2 separate regions of the Homo sapiens genome follow, and region 1 is linked to region 2. Evidence: read pairs that join two places in POLR2A ChIA-PET (ENCODE). Cell type or tissue: PC-9. All regions are shown on one strand.

Region 1 (2,500 bases), 440 kb after region 2:
CAACGCAGCCTCCCAAGTAGCTGGGATCATATGTGTACACCACCGTGCCTGGCTAATTTTGAAAAATTTTTCGTAGAAAAAATTTCTACAAGATTTTTTGTAGAAAAATTTGTAGAAACGAGGTCTCACTATGTTGCCCAGGTCTCAAACTTCTGGGCTCAAGTGATCTTCCCGTCTCAACCCCACAAAGTGCTGGGATTACAGGAATGAGCAACTGCACCCAGGCAAAGTCATATTTTTTTTCACCTGAGAGCTCCAATTGCCACGAAAATCTCAAATTATATTCTATGATAATTCAAGTTAAATGGGCAAGTAATATTTCTTTTCTTTCCTTCTAAGTGCCTGAAATACTAGAAATACACAATAATGGCTTTTAAAAAACTACCTAACACAATAAAAAATTGTGATAGAATTTATTGTGTAATCAACAAGTTAGGGAAAACTGATTTTGCATTAAAGGAACATCTTCTGTTTCTGTTAAACAGCAGGAAGGACAAGACACCAGCGCAATGAGCTTTTTTTTTTTTTTTGGGGGGGGATGGAGTCTCCCTCTGTCTCCCAGGCTGGAGTGCAGTGGCATGATCTTGGCTCACTGAAACCTCTGTCTCCCAGGTTCAAGCGATTCTCCTGCCTCAGCCTCCCAAGTAGCTGGGATTACAGGTGCATGCCACCACACCTGGCTAATTTTTTTTTTTTTTTCTAGTAGAAGCTGGATTTCACCATGTTGGCCAGGCTGGACTCGAACTGCTGACCTCAAGTGATCCGCCCGCCTTGGCCTCCCAAAGTGCTGAGACTACAGGCGTGAGCCACCGTGCCCGGCCAGCAATCTGTCTTTTCTATGGAGGCACAAATGTGCAGCAAACCTTGCCTCTCCCCTATGACCATTTGGATAATTTGGTTACTCTGTAGACACCGAGTTGAGGATTTTCAGAGATCAGGCTTATTTGAGCAATTAAACATTTCTCCATTCTAAGCATACACTAGATAATAAATATTCCACACATAATTTAAGCAATGAATCTTATGAAAAGAGCGACGGAGGGAGAAGGGGGAAAATACATTTTTCCTCGTGGTCACTTTCTGAACTACTGTCTAAGCCTGACATTAAACTCACACCCTCCCCCTCCATCTGGGTTCTTCGTTCTTTCCTTGAAAAGGAGGAGGAAGGAAAAGAAACCGTTTGGCTGTAATACCGCGCTCTGTTTCTGGCTGTTACCAGCAAAAACACTGTGGCCAATGATGCCCAGTTAGAACCTGGGCTTTCTAACCTGATAAACAGAAAAGCCTTCTGCCAACACTTCAATGGGGCATCCTGAGGCCAGAGGAGGCTCCAGGGGTTTTCAGCTCGTTGGCAGAAAAGCATAGCATAACAGCAGACTATCTTCCAGGTAGAGGCATATTTGCGTATGTGAAAACAGAATTTACTGGCGGAAAAGTCATTCTCTTGAAGTCAAAGCAGTGCCTGGTGATCTTGTTGCTGAAGGTTTATCTACAGTCCTAGAGTCAGGGAGGGGGAGGGTGATGGCGGAATGGGGGTGGAGGCCACAGGCGGAGTGCAGAACCGTGGCATCCTGGGGCTTGAGGAAGGCAGGTGTGTCCTTGGAGAAGAATAAATGTCCTAGAGACGCAGAACCAAAGCTGGAGCTGGGCTGAGCTGAGACCCGAGGGTTCCCACAGGCCAGTTCTGGAGGAGATAGAGAAGGCTAGAAAGCCGTGGAGAATACGGGATGGGGGTCCTGGGAGGGCAGGGCTAGGGGGCGGTTCAGGTGCGTCTTGGCACAAGCATGTCTGTGCCCCCGGGCGTCCTGAGCAGAGCGGGGTGTCAGGGCGGGGCGCGGGCATTTCGCTCCTCTCTCCCTGAACCCTTTCACATCCTTCCCGATCCTGTTTTGCGTTATCCCAGGATCACACGCACAAATCCAAACAAACTTTTCTGGTCCCGTTCATCTCCCTCTCATCCTAGAGGGCACGGATTTTGTTTGATGAGAAAATAAAGAAGGTCAGAGGGAGACAGGACACAGAAACAGCAGCTCTCGGGAGGGCAGCTGGAGGCCGGGCTAGGGCTGCCTCCACTGTGCCAGGGCTGGGGGGGATTGGCAGAGACGTCTGGGTCCCCAACCATCGGCTCTTCCCTCAAAGAGCAGCGGGGGCTCTGCGGGAGGATACACTACCCTGAAAGACTCTCACCAGCCAACCCAAGCCAGTGTTTGTTCTGCCTGGCTCTGGGACCCTCCCGCCAGGACCCCAAACACTGCCGAGGGAGGAATTTTAAAAATAAAATGGATGGGCCGGGCACGGTAGCTCACGCCTGTAACCCCAGCACTCTGGTAGCCTGAGGCGGGCAGATCACCTGAGATCAGGAGTTCAAGACCAGCCCAGCCATGGTGAAACTCCATCTCTACTAAAAATACAAAAAATTAGCCGGGTGTGGTGGTGTGCACCTGTAATCCCAACTACTGGGGAGGCTGAGGCAGAAGAATCACTTGAACCTGGGAGGTGG
Region 2 (2,500 bases):
TGTTGCCCAGGCTGGAGTGCGGTGGCTCAATCTCGGCTCACTAAAACCTCCGCCTCCCAGGTTCAGGTGATTCTCCTTCCTCAGCCTCCTGAGTAGCTGCAATTACAGATATGTGTCACCACACCCGGCTAATTTTTGTATTTTTAGTAGAGATGGGGTTTCATCATGTTGGCCAGGTTGGTCTCAAACTCCTGATCTCAAGTGATTCGCCTTCCTCGGCCTCCCAAAGTGCTGGGATTACAGGCATGAGCCACTGCGTCTGGCCTAGAGTGGAGTAGTGTTTAATCCTTACCTGTAAAGATTTATGGCATTTGAAGCATATGTGCTCAATCTAATGCTTTAAAACTAAATGAATTTCTTTCATTCACTTCCTAGCAAGAGTGCCAGCCATGGCTTCTCTCTCTCACTGCCTTGCCTGTGTTCTGGCATACCCTGGGAGCAAACTGGAAGTGGAAGTCTGGGGAAGAGGGACTTAGGTGCTAGATTGCTATGTCTGCTCATCATATATTGACCCGGCAGTTGCCACCTGATGAAGTGTGGTTGGCAGAATGAAACTGCCACTGACATCTGCTAGCTAATTCAGATGATGAGTAAGGTACCTCCAGGCTTTCCCCTGTTCTGTTTGTAGTGCAGTGGTGTACATATGTCTGTACATGTCCCTAAGAGACTCAGAGACAGGAGCTGGCCACTTGCTGATTGCCACTAGAGCTGTGGCATCATTGTGAGACTTCATTTCCATCCCACGGGGTCTCTTTCAACACCATCCTGTAAAGAATGATGAAGTAACCAGTGGCTGAAACTGTTCCCAAGGAAACCATGAGACCCTGAATGTAGTACTTGTCAAATTCTGTGTGTAGTCATGATCCGAGGAAGAGCGCCTATCCAGTGTTTGTTTTTCTTTCATTCAGTAAACATTTACTGAGGTGCAGCCTCAGCCACAGGCAAGGCACTGAGCTCTGCCTCCTTGACTAAGTCCTCACCCTGCCCTCAGCCATTCCCACCAGGTGCACCGTGGATGAAAGGAAGCACAAGACGAGTTTTGACACAGTGCTTCAGGAACCTTGTCTTACTTTGTTCAGGCTGCCGTCCCAAAACACAATAAGCTGAGTGACTTATAAATAACAGATTTGTTTCTCACAGTTCTGGAGATTGGGAAGTTCTAGATGAAAGCACTAGCAGCTTCAGTGTCTGGCGAGGGCTTGTTCCCCACAGATGGTGCCTTGTTGCTGAGTCCTCACATGGCAGCAGGGGTGAGGGATCTCCCCAGGGTTTCTCTTAGGAGCTAATCACCTCCTAACATCATCACATTGTGGTTTCGAGTTTCAACATAGGAATTTTGGGGTCACACAAACATTGTCTATAGTAAACCTCATAACTATATCCACATTACAATCCCATGTCTCAGAAGTTTTCAGCACTGATATGATAGTCACAGATGTCTCCCTTGATAGGTTAATGGTTCATGCTAGGGGCAGGGCCATGGTCACTGTTCTTATCGGTTGCGTTTGTTAGTGATAGGCAACTGAGAGGGACTTCATGCTAAGAAAGATGCTTAGTTTGGGAGTCACCTGGACAGAATGCAGGTAAAGAAGCAAATTGGGGCTGGGCATAGTGACTCATGCCTGTGATCCTAGCACTGTGGGAGACCAAGGAACGTGGATCACTTGAGCCTAGGAGTTTGAGCAACATAGTGAGACCCTATCTCTATTTAAAAAAAAAAAAAAGAAGCAGCAGCAAATTTGGGAGAAAAGATAATGGATGCTAAGTTCAGTTTTGCTCATAGAGTTGGGGTCACCTAGGCCTCTGGCTGAAAAGGAGGACCTTGAGCTCTGGAGAGAGCTGGGTAGGCACTCAGATAATGGAAGACATTATAGGAGGTGATGGTGGCAGTGTTTTTGCATCAGAGATCCACATGGCAATAAACTTCGGAGAATCAGTCTATAAGGCACATCTAGATCTAGGAATACTGGTTTTGAGAACTCCTTTTCTGAAAATATACGTAAATGATTTTACTGTTTCCTAGGAAATGAGAACAGAAGCCATTGCCAGACCTCTGGAAATAAACGAGACTGAAAAAGTGATGAGAATTGCAATAAAAGAGATTTTGGTAAGATGACTTTGCTTTTATATAATGTTTTTTATGCCTGGGATTCAAAAATACTGATTTCTTGCCCATACAAGACAGAACAAGCTAGGCTTAGTAACAAGGGATGTGTTAGTGGGGAAATGAAAAACTCAAGAGGACATTCGAGCTTACCTAGGTCACTTACTATCATTTTTTTCCCCTCGTTATAAATAAAAACAGCTTCTCATGTTATTAAAAATTGATCAGTTTCAGTAATTTGATAATTATCAGTTATTCAATAATTTTAATAAATAATGCTCTATTTTATTTTGTTTAACCAATTCCTCACTGCTTAGTATTTAAATGATTTCAGGGTTTTCTAAATTCCAGACAGCACTGTAATAAGTAGAAGGATCACTATTGTTTACTGCTCGC

What was found. ChIA-PET counts read pairs that join two places held together with the same protein. Peaks named below come from ENCODE experiments on the same cell type or tissue, not always from the same donor. Only the 100,000 strongest peaks of a DNase experiment are listed, where the experiment ranks them.
Region 1: POLR2A ChIA-PET joins it to region 2 with 6 read pairs; 3 of 35 experiments call an interaction of 5 or more read pairs at or near these places.

What each region holds. Positions count from the first base shown.
Region 1 is chr16:3,955,974-3,958,473 of GRCh38, forward strand. It overlaps a transcript of ADCY9 not described here. Among named protein-coding and RNA genes, the nearest start is that of TRIDDENT, 6.8 kb to the left of the region's middle. In PC-9, no CTCF peak of the experiment used is centred here; no DNase peak of the experiment used is centred here.
Region 2 is chr16:3,513,485-3,515,984 of GRCh38, forward strand. It overlaps CLUAP1 (clusterin associated protein 1), which reads left to right. Exons shown (of 12, transcript NM_015041.3): 6 at 2,024-2,107. Among named protein-coding and RNA genes, the nearest start is that of CLUAP1, 14 kb to the left of the region's middle. In PC-9, no CTCF peak of the experiment used is centred here; DNase peaks (open chromatin) are centred at 897 and 1,417; H3K27ac peaks cover 1,523 bases.